2 separate regions of the Homo sapiens genome follow, and region 1 is linked to region 2. Evidence: chromatin contacts called from ENCODE Hi-C or POLR2A ChIA-PET data. All regions are on one chromosome and are shown on one strand. The core of a region is the stretch at or near the end of the contact, and the rest is flanking DNA. Distances in the headings are between cores, read along the strand shown.

Region 1 (7,015 bases), core at 2,122-4,621, 310 kb before region 2:
AGTGCAGTGCAATCATACTTTACTGCAGCCTTGAAATCTTGGGCTCAAGCAATCAATCCTCCCACCTCAGCCTCCGGAGTAGCTGGGACTACAGGCACACGCCACCCAGCTATTTTTATTTTATTTTTTGTAGAAATGGGGGTCTTTCTATTTTGCTTAGGCTGACCTCAAAATCCTGGGCTCAAGACATCCTCCCACCTCAGCCTCCCAAAGTGCTGGGATTAAAGGTGTGAGCCACCATGCCTAGCCCTCCTTTCTAAATTTACAAATCCTGTGCTTTTTCAGTTGATCCCAGGGACCTGCAGGTTTCTTTGCTATCACTATTTCCTCCGCCTGAAATGACCTCTTCGGCCTTCTTTCCTAGCTAATTCCTGCTCATCCCTTTGGCTCAGCTCAGGGCTGGGGCTGGACTAAGTGGACACTCCGCATTCTCTCTCTCTCGGGAATCTCATTTGTTCCACAGCTTCAGCTCTTATCTACATGTTATTGATTCCCAAATCTATCTCCAGCCCTGGCAGTGCTCCTGAGTTCTGCCTCCCATTGACACTTCCACTGGCTTTCCCTCAAACACCTCAAACCCAACATGCCCAGCACTCAAGTAATCATTTCCCCCTTTGCTATCCTGCTTTTTCTCCTGTGTTTTCTATTTCAAAGACTAGCATCATCACGTATTGTCTGTCTAGTACTTAGAACAGTGCCTAATAGCTACAGTTTTCTCTTTTCCAGAATGTCATATAAATATAGTCATACAAAATACAGCCTTCTGGCCAGGCGCAGTGGCTCATGCCTGTAATTCCAGCACTTTGGGAGGCTGAGGCGGGTGGATCACCTGAGATCAGGAGTTCAAGACCAGCCTGGCCAACGTGGTGAAACCCCGTCTCTACCAAAAAATACCAAAAATTACCTGGGTGTGGTAGCAGGTGCCTGTAATACCAGCTACTCGGGAGGCTGAGGCAAGAGAATCACTTGAACCTGGGAGGCAGAGGTTGCAGTGAGCCAAGATCACACCATTGCACTCCAGCCTGGGCAACAGAGCAAGGCTCCGTCTCAAAAAAAAAAAAAAAATGAAAAATTCCAGAAATAAACAATTAATAAGTTTCCCGCGCTGTTCTGATAACCAGGATGAAATCTCTCGCTGTCCTGTTTCCTCCTGCTTGGGGCTGGTTGTGAATCATCCCTTTGTCCAGTGTCTCCATGCCGTCTACACTACCTGCCCATCAATCACTTAGTAGCTGGCCCAGTTATCAGATCAACTGTCACGGTATTGAAGAGTGTGTGCTCATGTAAGTTTTTTTGTTGTTTTTTTGGGGGGGGTCCAGATTTATAATTTAATGGCTGTGCAGCTTCCAGTCCCTCATTTCTGCTGCTCACGGGCCCACTGCTCTGGGGTCAGGGTTTTCTGTTCAAAGGCATGGATGTGTGGGAGCTCTTCTGCTAGGCACGCATTCACCAGCTGGTGTCTCTGAAGCAGCAGCTGACACCACCAGGACTCGGAAGCTACAGGTTGAAGGTCGTGTCCTCCACCTCCACATGCTCCGCCTCCAGGTCCCGCTGCAGCTTCTCCTGGAGGTAATTGGCGCTGAGTTCCCTGGCGGTAGTCCAGCTGGGGCGGCAGCCCAGCGGGGACAGAACCCCAGCTCGGACCCCTGCCACGCTGCTTTGCGCCCTTACAGGAGCCACTTCCCTCACGTAAGCTTTCTTTGACTTAATGATGGCATCAAAGCACAAGGGTAGGGATGCTGGCATATTGTTAAAATTGTTCGATTTATCACTAGTTATTGTTGTTGATCTCTTCTGTGCCTCATTTATAAATTAACTTTTATCATAGGGATATGTGTGTGTCTATATCTACAAAAAACCGCAGTATCTATAGAGTTTGGTACTGTAGCGATTTCAGGCATCCACTGGGGATCTCAGAATGTATTCTTCACAGACAAGGAGGGACTACTGTATTATTATATGGAGGTTAACCACACTATTAGCAATAGAATTATAATAAAAACTTTCAAAAACATGGCGAAGCTGGTAATAATGTGCCTAACATCCTACAGCACCTCCCTATTGTCGACAGAAAGAGTCAAACTTTCTAAAATATGTGAAGAGTTTTATTCTGAGCCAAATATGAGTGACCATGGCCCATGAGACAGCCCTCAGGAGGTCCTGAGAACATGTGCCCAAGGTGGTCGGGGTGCAGCTTGGTTTTATACATTTTAGAGGGGCATGAGACATCAATCAAATACATTTAATAAATACATGGGATTGGTCCAGAAAGGTGGGACAGCTCAAAGCTGGGGCTTCCAGGCTATAGGTGAATTTAAACATTTTCTGGTTGACAATGAGTTTACCTTGTCTGAAGACCTGGGATTGGGCTGGGCGCAGTGGCTTATGCCTGTAATCCCAGCACTTTGAGAGGCTGAGGCAGGCAGATCACGAGGTCAGGAGTTCGAGACCAGCCTGACCAACACAGTGAAACCCCATCTCTACTAAAAATACAAAAATTAGCTGGGCATGGTGGCGGGCACCTGTAATCCCACCTACTTGGGAGGCTGAGGCAGGAGAATCGCTTGAACCTGAGAGATGGGGGTTGCAGTGAGCCGAGATCATGCTACTGCACTCCAGCCTGGGCAACAGAGCGAGACTGTGTCTCAAACAAACAAACAAACAAACATCCAAAGTGGCCGTCACTAAATGCTAATAAACACTAGAGGGCACAATTGAGTTGTGGAAAATTTCAGCCAATATTGCAAATGAAACAAGGTATGGACTCTAGCAAAAATTAATACACCAGAAAAATGGGTAGTGAAAATCATAAGCTTTGAAAACAATTGCTTTCTTTGTAAATCTGTTGATTAACCTTAGCCCTTTGAGATAATTGAATTAAAGTAGACTTAACACTTTAAATTTAATACCAAGCCAATACTGTATTCCAAAAATAAAGCATAGATACATTGACAAATAGGACTACTTACATCAAAAAACTAGTGGGGGTGTTCTCAGTGTTAAGAGTCAGTTTCTGTCTGAATTTTTCTTTCTTTAGATATTCCTGTCTTCTGGCAATGACGGTTTGGCCATGGAATTCACACTCATTCTAAGCTGGCCACTTGAGAAAGCTTGAAATTTCTAAGGTTTTGTTATTGTAAGAGGTGACCAGATGTTCCAAACATCAAGCTATACAGGAAGCTCTCCACCCACTCCAAATGTCATGCTGAGTTCTCAACAGACTTCCGTTTCCCGTTTCCTTTTTCCCCTCTCTCTGATTTTTTTCTTCAAAGTCTATTCAAAAGCTGCTGCCAAAACCATCTTCCTCTATTGTTGTTCTGATGACATCATTCCCTTCCCCAGCTCCCCTTGTCTTTGGTCTCATGACCACAGTTTGCCTTCATTTCCTTGGGCTGCCACTGTGCCTGCCTCTACCTCCTTTCCCCCTGATTTCCCGCTGCTTCTCACCAACTGTGACGCAGGATTATCACTGCTGATGTCCCAGTGCTGAGGTATCTATTATCTTCTAACAAAGAAGAGTATTCCCATTCCACTACCCAGACTTTCCCAGGTCTCTTCTAAACTCATTTTATTTATGTATTCATTGCTCACGAGTATACTAAGCACCTTCTGCATGTGTTCTAGGTACTAGAGGAGAGAGAGAGAGAGAGAAGAAGAAAAGACATAATCTTTTTTTTCTCTCTTTATGCCAGCTGCTCTGGCCAGCTTAAAAAAAGACAATCTTTAAGATCAAAATTGCCAGGAAGCCATTTAAGTTGGGGCTTTTGGAAACCAACTAGAACTTACTCTCCCTTAGAACCTGAAGGAATGAGTAGCAGGAGAAAATTATACAATGATACAAAATAACTATACCATTCGGGATAGTAGATTTGGGATAATTCTAATCATTTCATCACCTTGAGACAGGGTCTTGCTCTGTCACCCAGGCTGGAGTGCAGTGGTAGAATCACAGCTCACTGCAGCTTCAACCTCTCGGGCTCACGCGAGCCTCTCACCTCAGCCTCCCAAGCAGCTGGGACTACAGTCATGTACCACCACACCCTGCTAATTCTTTTTCTTGCCCAAGCTGGTCTCAAACTCTTGAGCTCAAGCAGTCCGCCTGCCTCGGCCTCCCAAAGTGCTGCAAGTACAGGCTTGAGCCACCTCGTTTGGCCTCTAGCTCAGTAATTAATCTGACACTTGGTGACTGGCATACTGGTTTGCATTTCTCATTCCTCAGTTTCCTCGCCTGTAAAATGGGGGTAGTGACATCTACCTATTCATCTTTTAAGATTGTTATACGGATCAAATGTGATAATAAAATAATTTGAAAAATATAAAGTATTATTTGGCATAACGTAATATTATATTTGTGCCACTGAAATCTAAATATGTCATGATGCAAACATACTGTATATTTTATTGATTGAGTCAACCATCATGTCTTGTTTAGTTGTTCATAGAAACTATTTTAGAATGAAAGGTTAAAAAGGCAACATAATTAAGAAACACAAAGGAAAAGAAGACATTTGACTTCTGCTATTATAACTTCTCCAAAGTTTCATTTCAAATCAAATAAACATTTTTGCATAAATAAAACTTAGTTGTTCTTAAACTTTGTATATTAAAAATATACAGATTTTCGGCCAGGCGTGGTGGCTGATGTCTGTAATCCCAGCACTTTGGGAGGCTGAGGCGGGTGGATCACCTGGGATCAGGAGTTCGAGATCAGCCTGATCAACATGGAGAAACCCCATCTCTACTAAAAACACCAAATTAGTCAGGCGTGGTGGTGCATGCCTGTAATACCAGCTACTCGGGAGTCTGAGACAGGAGAATCGCTTGAAGCCGGGAGGTGGAGGTTGCGGTGAGCCTAGATCACGCCATTGCATTCCAGCCTGGGCAACAGAGCCAGACTTCGTCTCAAAAAAAAAAAAAATATATATATATATATAATATATATATACACACACACACAGATTTTCTTATAGGGCTACAGAATTTAGATACATAACTTATGTTTTTCTCAGAGACAACAATACTAAATATTCTTTTTTTTTTTTTTTTTTTTTTTTTGAGACGGAGTCTCGCTCTGTCGCCCAGGCCGGACTGCGGACTGCAGTGGCGCAATCTCGGCTCACTGCAAGCTCCGCCTCCCGGGTTCACGCCATTCTCCTGCCTCAGCCTCCCCAGTAGCTGGGACTACAGGCGCCCGCCATCGCGCCCGGCTAATTTTTTGTATTTTTAGTAGAGACGGGGTTTCACCGTGTTAGCCAGGATGGTCTCGATCTCCTGACCTCATGATCCACCCGCCTCGGCCTCCCAAAGTGCTGGGACTACAGGCGTGAGCCACCGCGCCCGGCCCTAAATATTCTTAAAATTTTTATCACATGCTTACTACATACCAGGCACTATACTAGGAATTGAAGACAGGAATGTAAATGAGGCTGGGCGTGGTGGCTCATGCCTGTAATCCCAACACTTTGGGAGGCCAAGGCCTGAAGATCACTTGAGCCCAGGAGTCTAAGACCAGCCTGGGCAACATGGAGAAACCACTCCTCTACAAAAAAAAAAAAAAAAAAAAAAATATATATATATATATATACACACACACACATATATATCCATATATATATGTATATATATACATATATATATATATATATATACGTATATATATATATATAAAAATTAGCCAGGCATGGTGGCACGCGCCTGTAGTTCCAGCTGTTCAGGAGGCTGAGGTGAGAAGATTGCTTGAGCCTGGGAGGTCGAGGCTGCAGTGAGTCGAGATCACACCACTGCACTCCAGCCTGGATGACAGAGACCCTGCCTCAAAAAAAAGAGAAAACAGAAATGTAAGTGAATGGTTTCTGCAATGCAGGAGTATCACAACTCAATATTTGGAAAGACTATTTATCTGATAAAATCAAAGAAGTAGTAGTGGTATGCCGTATTTATTAAATGCATTAATATTTCCTATTAGCCAGGTGCGGTGACTCACGCCTGTAATCCCAGCACTTTGGGAGGCCAAGGTGGGCAGATCACCTGAGGTCAGGATTTCAAGACCAGCGTGGCCAACATGGTGAAACCCCATCTCTACCAAAAACACAAAATTAGCCAGGGGTGGTGGCACGTGCTGGTAATCTCAGCTACTCGGGAGTCTGAGGCAGGAGACTTGCTTGAACCCGGGAGGCAGAGGTTGCAGTGAGGTCAGGCAACTGCACTCAAGCCTGGGTGAAAAAACGAGTCAAAAAAAAAAAAAAAAGAGGGAGACAGAGAGAGAGAGAGAGAGAAGGAAGGAAGGAAGGAAGGAGGGAGGGAGGGAGGGAAGGAAGGAAGGAAAGAAAAGAAAGAGACAGAAAGAGAGAGAGAGAGACGAAAGAAAGAAAGAAAGAAAGAAAGAGAAAGAAAGAAAGAAAGAAAGAAAAAGAAAGAAAGAAAGAAATCTTCCCGACTGCCTTCAGTGTGAGACACTGGCTTTTTCCCTGACTTCATTGGCTTCCTGGTTTTCAGGCCTTCAAACTCTGCCTGGACCTACCCTACCTGCTCTCCTGGGTCTATAGCTGTTGACTCACCCTACAGATGCTGGGACTTCTCAGCTGCCATAATCATGTGAACCAATTCCTTCTCATAAGTGTCTTTCTATGTATATTACATCCTACTGGTTCTGTTACTCTGTAGAAGGTAATGTTCACCCGAGAAAATTTCCAAAAAGCAACGGAGAATGAAGAAATAAGGATTCTGTAACATTTCATCATTCATGTCTGAATAGAGTAAAAACAAATGGTTGAGGCCCGGCATCGTGGCTCACGCCTGTAATCCCAGCACTTTGGGAGGCTGAGGTGGGCAGATCATGAGGTCAGGAGTTCGAGACCAGCCTGATCAATATGGTGAAACCCTGTTTCTACTAAAAATACAAAAATTAGCTGGGTGTGGTGGCACATGCCTGTAATCCCAGCTACTCAGGAGGCTGAGGCAGGAGAATCGCTTGAACCTGGGAGGCAGAGGTTGCAGTGAGCCAAGATCGCGCCAT
Region 2 (7,092 bases), core at 3,411-5,910:
CCCAAAGTGCTGGGATTACAGGCATGAGCCATCCCACCTGGCCAGAGCCCTTGATTTTGAAGCAAACTCCTGTCCCAACAGGAAGTTTCCTAAAATTTCACCTAGAGTAGAAACTGAACTTAGGGTTCAATCTGCCCTGGGCCTTTAGGAATCAGGAACGTGGTAATGAAGCAGCACTGTGGTCTGGGGTAAATACCTGAGATTCGTGGTCTCATGGCCACGGAAAACTAGGACGCCGGCACACAAAGAATGAGGTTCAGAGCAGAAGTTTAACAGGCAAAAGAAAGAGCTCTCTGAACAGAGAGGGGCCCTGGAGAAAATGGATTGCCACTTCTGCAGTGAAATGCAGGTTTTATAAATGAGCTTGAGGAGGCGGTGTCTGATTTACATAGGGCACAAAAGATTGGTTGGACCAGGTGTGCCATTTGCACAGCACGTGAAGAAGCTGGGCGTCCCACCCTAATCTCTTATTATTTATTTATTTATTTATTTATTTATTTATTTGAGACTGAGTTTCGCTCTTTTTGCCCAGGCTGGAGTGCAATGGCGTGATCTCTGCTCACTGCAACCTCCGCCTTCAGGGTTCAAGCAATTCTCCTGCCTCAGCCTCCCAAGTAGCTGGGATTACAGGCATGCACCACCACCCCGGCTAATTTTGTATTTTTAGCAGAGACGGGGTTTCTCCATGTTGGTCAGCCTGGTCTTGAACTCCCGACCTCAGGTGATCCACCAGCCTCAGCCTCCCAAAGTGCTGGGATTACAAGCATGAGCCACTGCACCAGGACCCCTAATCTCTTATTATGCAGATGAGTTCTCTACTTGGTAGATGCTATGTTACCTGGTTCTTTACTATACACGTGGTGACAAAGAAAAGGGAGGATGGAGCCTCCATGTTGAATATACCTGGCCCTCAGGTAGCCCTTTTTTATTGGCACAGCTGCTGGCATTTACCCATGCAAGCTTCCAGCTTGCTTATCTATGTCTGCAGTTCGATTTTTCAGGCTACTCTTTGTTAGAAAATAAATGATCCAGCAGCTGCTTTTTTTAAAAAAGGGAAATTCCGCAGAGGGCTCTGTTGCCCTTACTATCTGCCTAAATAATTTCTTTCTAGCTCCTGTATCAGTAACCCCTGTCTAAGAGGTAAGGGAGGGTAGTAAAGAACAACCTCATCGGTCTAGATATTCATGGGACTCATACCCCTCAAGAGGCCAACACTATCAATAACCATAACTAATTTGGGACTGCAGATTATTAGAGTGCACTGTTAGACAACAATAGAAGGCTTTAGTGGAGAGATCATTGAATAAGTCAGTAGTGTAGACACAGGCAGTTGAACTGATCACAAAGATGAGGCCCTTTAAAAAACATCTGAAAGACTGATACTTGACAATAGCAGGCATTTATTGAGAGATCACTGTGTTTTAAGTACCTTCCATAAATCATTTCATTTAATCATCACAACAGTTCTATAAGGGAGGTATTATTGCCCTGATTCTTTGATGAATGTGAAATTCAGAGAGTTTAAGCAAATTGTTCAATGTCACTCAGCTAAACAAATGGCATAGCAGGAATTCAAATTCACGTGCATGACTGCAAAGCCTATTCTCTGCACCCCTACACCAGAGGATCCACAGCTAGGGTCTCCAGCTGAGCATCCACAGTGTGATGGAATAACATGTCGATAGACTTATTCAAATAACAACTTTGTTGACAGCCAGGCAGCAGAATAGTGAGGTACTTGTACTTTAATCACTTCAAATGTGCCACCCCCAAATCTATATTCAGCAGTGTTCAGCAAACACAAAAAATTGAGAACCACCTCTATATGCTATGAACAACAACAAAAAACTCAGGTTACTCTCTTGGAAGATCCAGAAACTGCATTAACAGTTGCCAAAGGGAATTTCAACTAAATGAATATCTGTTCTTTAAAGAGGTCAGGAAATAAGATTAAGAACACTTACACATTCTTGAGATAGTCCTTGCTTGGTATGTTTTCTTAAGAACCAGTGTAATTTTACTTTATCAGGAAGATTATGGCTCTGTTGAAATACTGTTAAAGTGGCAGTATAAAGGTTTCAAATGTTTTTTTAGCAACGGTAAGTTTACTATATATAAAAACATGAATCAGGAAAGGAAGGAGGAGAAATGACTGTTTTTATGCCCTAAAAAAAAAAATCAGAAAAATTTTCAAACTTACTAATATTTCAATGAGACAACCATTTTCTTCTCTCTCTCTCTCTCTCTCACACACACACACACAAACACATACACAGGTATACACACAGAGGATCTTTGAAAATTCTTACTTGTAAAATATGAGTTACAGTGGGGAATAATGCACATTTAATTGGTGAAACTTACGTGACTCTCCTTTTTTTTTTTTTTTTAAGAGACAGAGTCTTACTCTGTGGCCCAGGCTGGAGTGCAGTGCTATGATCATAACTCACTGCAGCCTAAGTAGCCTACAGTGTAAGTCACTGTGCCTCACTCCTCTATTAAGCTTATAGTTTTGTAGCTGATATGGTTTAGATTTGTGTCCCCACCCAAATCTCATGTCGAACTGTAATCCCCAGTGCTGGAGGAGGGGGCCTGGAGGGAGGTGATTGGCTCATGGGGGTGGATTTTCCCCTTGTTCTCATGATAGTGAGTGAATTCTCCCGAGATGTGGTTGTTTGAAAGTGTATAGCACCTCCCTTCTTGCTCTCTCTCCGTCCTTCTCTGGCCACGTAAGACGCGCCCGCTTCCCCGTTGCCTTTTGTCATGATTGTAAGTTTCCTGAGTCGTCCCCAGCCCTGCTTCCTATACAGCTTCCAGAACTGTGCATCAATTAAACCTCTTTTCTTGATAAATTACCCAGTCTCAGGTAGTCCTTTATAGTGATGCGAGAACAGACTAATGCAGTAGCTATCATAGAACTAAAATTGTATTTAAGGCTCAAGATAAAAGCAACCAGAATTTAAATTTTATGATTAGAAAAAACTCTGTGCAGGCCGGGCACGGTGGCTCACGCCTGTAGTCCCAGCACTTTGGGAGGCCGAGGCGGGCGGATCACGAGGTCAGGAGATCGAGACCATCCTGGCTAACAAGGTGAAACTCCGTCTCTACTAAAAATACAAAAAAATTAGCCAGGCATGGTGGTGGGCGCCTGTAGTCCCAGCTACTCGGGAGGCTGCGGCAGGAGAATGGCGTGAACCCGGGAGGCGGAGTTTGCAGTCAGCTGAGATCGCACCACTGCACTCCAGCCTGGGTGACAGAGCGAGACTCTGTCTCAAAAAAAAAAAGAAAAGAAAAAACTCTGTGCATATATATGAGGATCAATAAAGTATGTCTAATGAGCACTACAATATTCAATATTACTCTTTTGAAAGAAAATGAATATTCACCATGAAGAATCAAATGAGATCTCAACTATCTTTGTGACTAACAGACAGAAAATGGTCAAAACAATTCATTTTGGCAATCCACACCAGCCAATTGCAGTTCACACTTTCTCATAATTTTCCCTGCCCAGCAAAGAAACTAGAGCACAGCTGTCCATAGACATGCTGTACCTACTTCCCACAAACCCCACAATGAGTCTCTGCAACTCAGAAAGCACAGGCAGGGTTAAAAGCAAACTGTCTGAGGTCAGATAGCCATGAGTTTGAATCCTGGTTCTGTCCCTGATCACTTGTGGTGCTTGGAGCAAGTTACTTAACTTCTCAGAGCTTGAGTTTCCTTATCTGTAAAATGGGGACGATCATAGTAACAACCATGTTCACAGGGCAGTCAGTGGAGTGTTTGCTCATGGGACATGATCAGTCAATGTTAGCTAGCGATCCTTACTACTCCCAGAGGGTGAGAACCTGGAAGGGTGTGTGTTTGATACATTTTTTTATTTTCCAAAGTACCCAGAGAAGGGCCTCAGCCACAGAAGGGGCTGTATAAAGGCTTACTGAATGAGTGCTGGCTGCCCTCTATAGCTTGCTGGTGGTAACCATAGACACAGTATAGATTGGATCTGAGCATGAGAAGGAAAGGGGTTTGGTTAAGGCCAGTTTGTCCTCCCTGACCTCCATTATAAGTGGGTTGGGGTTTGCTTTCCCTGGAAGATGGCTCATTTCCTTTCCATGGACTCACTTTGTAGTTGTTCACACTACTCTGACTCACGACTCATAAATCATAGACTCTACACGCGGGGACACCAGTTGTTTTTTGTTTTGTTTTGTTCGTTTTGTTTTGTTTTAAGAAACAGGGTCTTGCTCTGTCACCCAGGCAGGAGTGCAGTGGTGCAATCACAGCTGAGTGCAGTAGTGTGATCACAGCTCACTGCAGCCTTGAACTCCTGGGCTCAAGTGATCCTCCCACCTCAGCCTCCCAAGGAGCTGGGATTACAGGCATATGCCACCATACCTGACTAGTTTTTTGTTTGTTTGTTTGCTTGTTTTTTGTAGAGATAAGGGCTTGCTATGTTGCCCAGGGTGGTCTCAAACTCTTGGGCTCAAGCAATTCTCCTGCCTCAGCCTTCCAAAGTGCTGTGATTACATATGTGAGCCACTGCACCCAGCCCTCACTGGGTCTTATGTGTCTTTGGGGCCAACCTCTCACTAGCTTCAATGACCTATGAATAATTAACTGGGAAGCTCCCTCTTCCCCTTTAAAAAAAAAAAGTCTCTTGCTATAAATCTACCAAACATAGCTGGATAGATGCCCTCAAAATCCAAAGAGCTTGCTCACATACACAGACCTGTAAAAAAGAAAGCCAAATTCCAAAAATAATCTGCACAAACTGATTTTTATTTCCACTTTTTCTTTCCTTGAGCTCCAGTTTCACATTGCTGCCCTTCTTAGAAGCTAGTTCTCACTGGTCATTATAGAAATTATATGTCTGGTAAAATCATTACACATTTCATTTAGAAAGTGAGACGAAAAATACTTCCTTCTGAGGTGGTACAAGTTCCATTTACGGCCAAACATTGAGAGGCCAGCCTCGCTTCTCATAAAATCCAATCCTCTTTTTTCCTTAGATGACTTTTCCTCATTCTTCGGGATTTCATGTCAATGCCACTTCCTCCTGGAAGCCTTTTCTAATACATAAAAACTGCTAAGAGTCCTATGCATTGTCTTAGTCTCTTTACATGCATTATCTCATTTAATCCTGAAACTAACCTGAGGAGTAACTTGCTATCATTATCTCTATTTCATAGTTGAAGAGGCAGAGTACAGGGCCAGAAGGTAAGTTGGCAGAACTGGCATTCACACACAGGTGGTATGACTTCAGAGCTCTTACTCCTAAGTGCTACACTATCCTATTTTCCAAAGTACTACTTGCTCTCAAAGCACTCTTTTTCTTCTTTCTTTTTCTTTTTCTTCTATCACAGCACTTGTAGTAAACGTTAGTGGGGTTCTAGCCCATCCCCCATCTCCCGCCCCTTTCCTAACACCTTTCTATTTCAATCTGGTTACACAATCTCCACCCCTGGCCCTAAGGGTGAAACACATGATATAGGCTAAGCCCATCGACATATTTCCTCCCATTGTGCACAGTGATTGGTTGGGGTAGGGATATGCCCTAGGCTGACCCAATCAGAATTCATCTTGAGACTTTAGTCAGGATGCCGGGAATGGGAGGCAGATTCCTTATTCCTTGCTATATGTGAATCACATAGCTTTAGGAGTTGCTGCAGCCATCTTGGGATTATAGACAAATGTGATGACAAAAGAGCTTGTCATGGAACCAGAGCTGAGAAATAAAGAGAAAAAAGTGCTTGATCTTGTCACATGCTTTGAGCTGCCTGGAACAAATCTTCCTGAAGCCATCCTACGTGTGAACTTCACAGGTATATGTAAATTTCCTTTGTTGTTAACCCAGTTGGAATTGGGTGTTCTGTTTCTTGCACTCAGAAGCTTCTTAACTTACTAGCATTTACACATGGTATTTTTCTGGATTTTTTTTTTCCAGACAGAGTCTCACTCTGTGGCCCAGGCTGGGTTACAGTGGCACAATCTCATCCCACTGCAACGTCCACCTCCGGGGTTCAAGCCATTCTTCTGCCCCAGCCTCCGGAATAGCTGGGATTACAGGTGCCCACCACCATGCCTGGCTAATTTTTTGTATTTTAGTAGAGACGGGGTTTCACCATGTTGCCCAGGCTAGTCTCGAACTCCTGACCTCAAGTGATCCACCCGCCTCGGACTCCCAAAGTGCTAGGATTACAGGCGTGAGTCACTGCCCCCGGCCTTTTCTTGATTGTTTAATTGTTTTTTCTCCCCGGTAAACACTAAGATCCTTGAGGGTGGGAACCACCACTGTCTTGTCACAATTGTGTTCCCAGTGCTTGGTACCTGGTAGGGGTTGCATGAATATATGTCAAATGAGTGAAATGAATGAACGGCAGATTTTCTTGGGCGGTGAGTGACCTGAACCACACTTTCAGTTTGCTTAGATTTCATGTCATTTACAGGTGCTTGAAATCTCCAACTGGAACCTGAAAACTGTGGGGTAGCCAAACCAGGCAAAGAGATTGAAAGGAATTTTCCGATTTCCAAACTATTTCAGTTGTACTACATTAGCTAAGATCTCCATTGAATGGATTTTTAAATCCTTAAAACAAGAATACCACAAAGTCCAAACAACTGCAAATGAAAGACTCCCATTGGAATAAAACCATAATCAAGTACTTTAAACAAAAATATAAATACTACATTAAAATGTCTAAAGTAATTACGTACAATATAAACTTGCAGTAACATACCTTTTACCTGATGGTCTTCATCTGTGTTTTATCTTTAGCCGAAAAAAACAACAACAACAACAAAGAAAAAGCCCCCAAACCAGGATAAACTGGAAACATTTATTAAAGCAACCATCAATTTTACTGCCATCATATTTTGAGGCCTGAAACATCAAAGATTTACTGATGTTATCTATAAATAATAATTTTTACATGAGTTACAGTTAAACTATACATTCAAAGCATAACAATGGCAGGAGGAGCCTGGAAGAACTCTTACAGGTCATCCAGTCTAACTCCTTAATTTACCCAAGAGAAGACAGAAGACCTAGTGGAGGCCAGGCACGGTGGCTCACCCCTGTAATCCTAGCATTTT

The links. Hi-C counts contacts between places; a loop is a spot of excess contacts on that map. ChIA-PET counts read pairs that join two places held with the same protein, here RNA polymerase II (POLR2A).
Region 1: a map of endothelial cell of umbilical vein shows a loop between it and region 2 (3-fold over the local background). The contact joins two enhancer-like sites. A Hi-C loop is called at or near these places in 1 of 168 maps with a recorded cell type or tissue (endothelial cell of umbilical vein). POLR2A ChIA-PET finds 5 or more read pairs at or near these places in 2 of 52 experiments (CD8-positive, alpha-beta T cell and H1).

Annotation. Positions count from the first base shown.
Region 1 is chr18:826,812-833,826 of GRCh38, reverse strand. It overlaps the pseudogene BOLA2P1. Among named protein-coding and RNA genes, the nearest start is that of YES1, 18 kb to the right of the region's middle. RefSeq lists an enhancer at 2,937-3,503. Within about 2 kb of position 3,371, at least 7 of the 41 ENCODE cell types and tissues checked have a DNase peak (open chromatin) inside an H3K27ac peak, as active enhancers do; they include endothelial cell of umbilical vein, where a contact is called at or near this core.
Region 2 is chr18:522,244-529,335 of GRCh38, reverse strand. No RefSeq gene overlaps it. Among named protein-coding and RNA genes, the nearest start is that of LINC01925, 10 kb to the right of the region's middle. Within about 2 kb of position 4,660, at least 2 of the 41 ENCODE cell types and tissues checked have a DNase peak (open chromatin) inside an H3K27ac peak, as active enhancers do; they include endothelial cell of umbilical vein, where a contact is called at or near this core.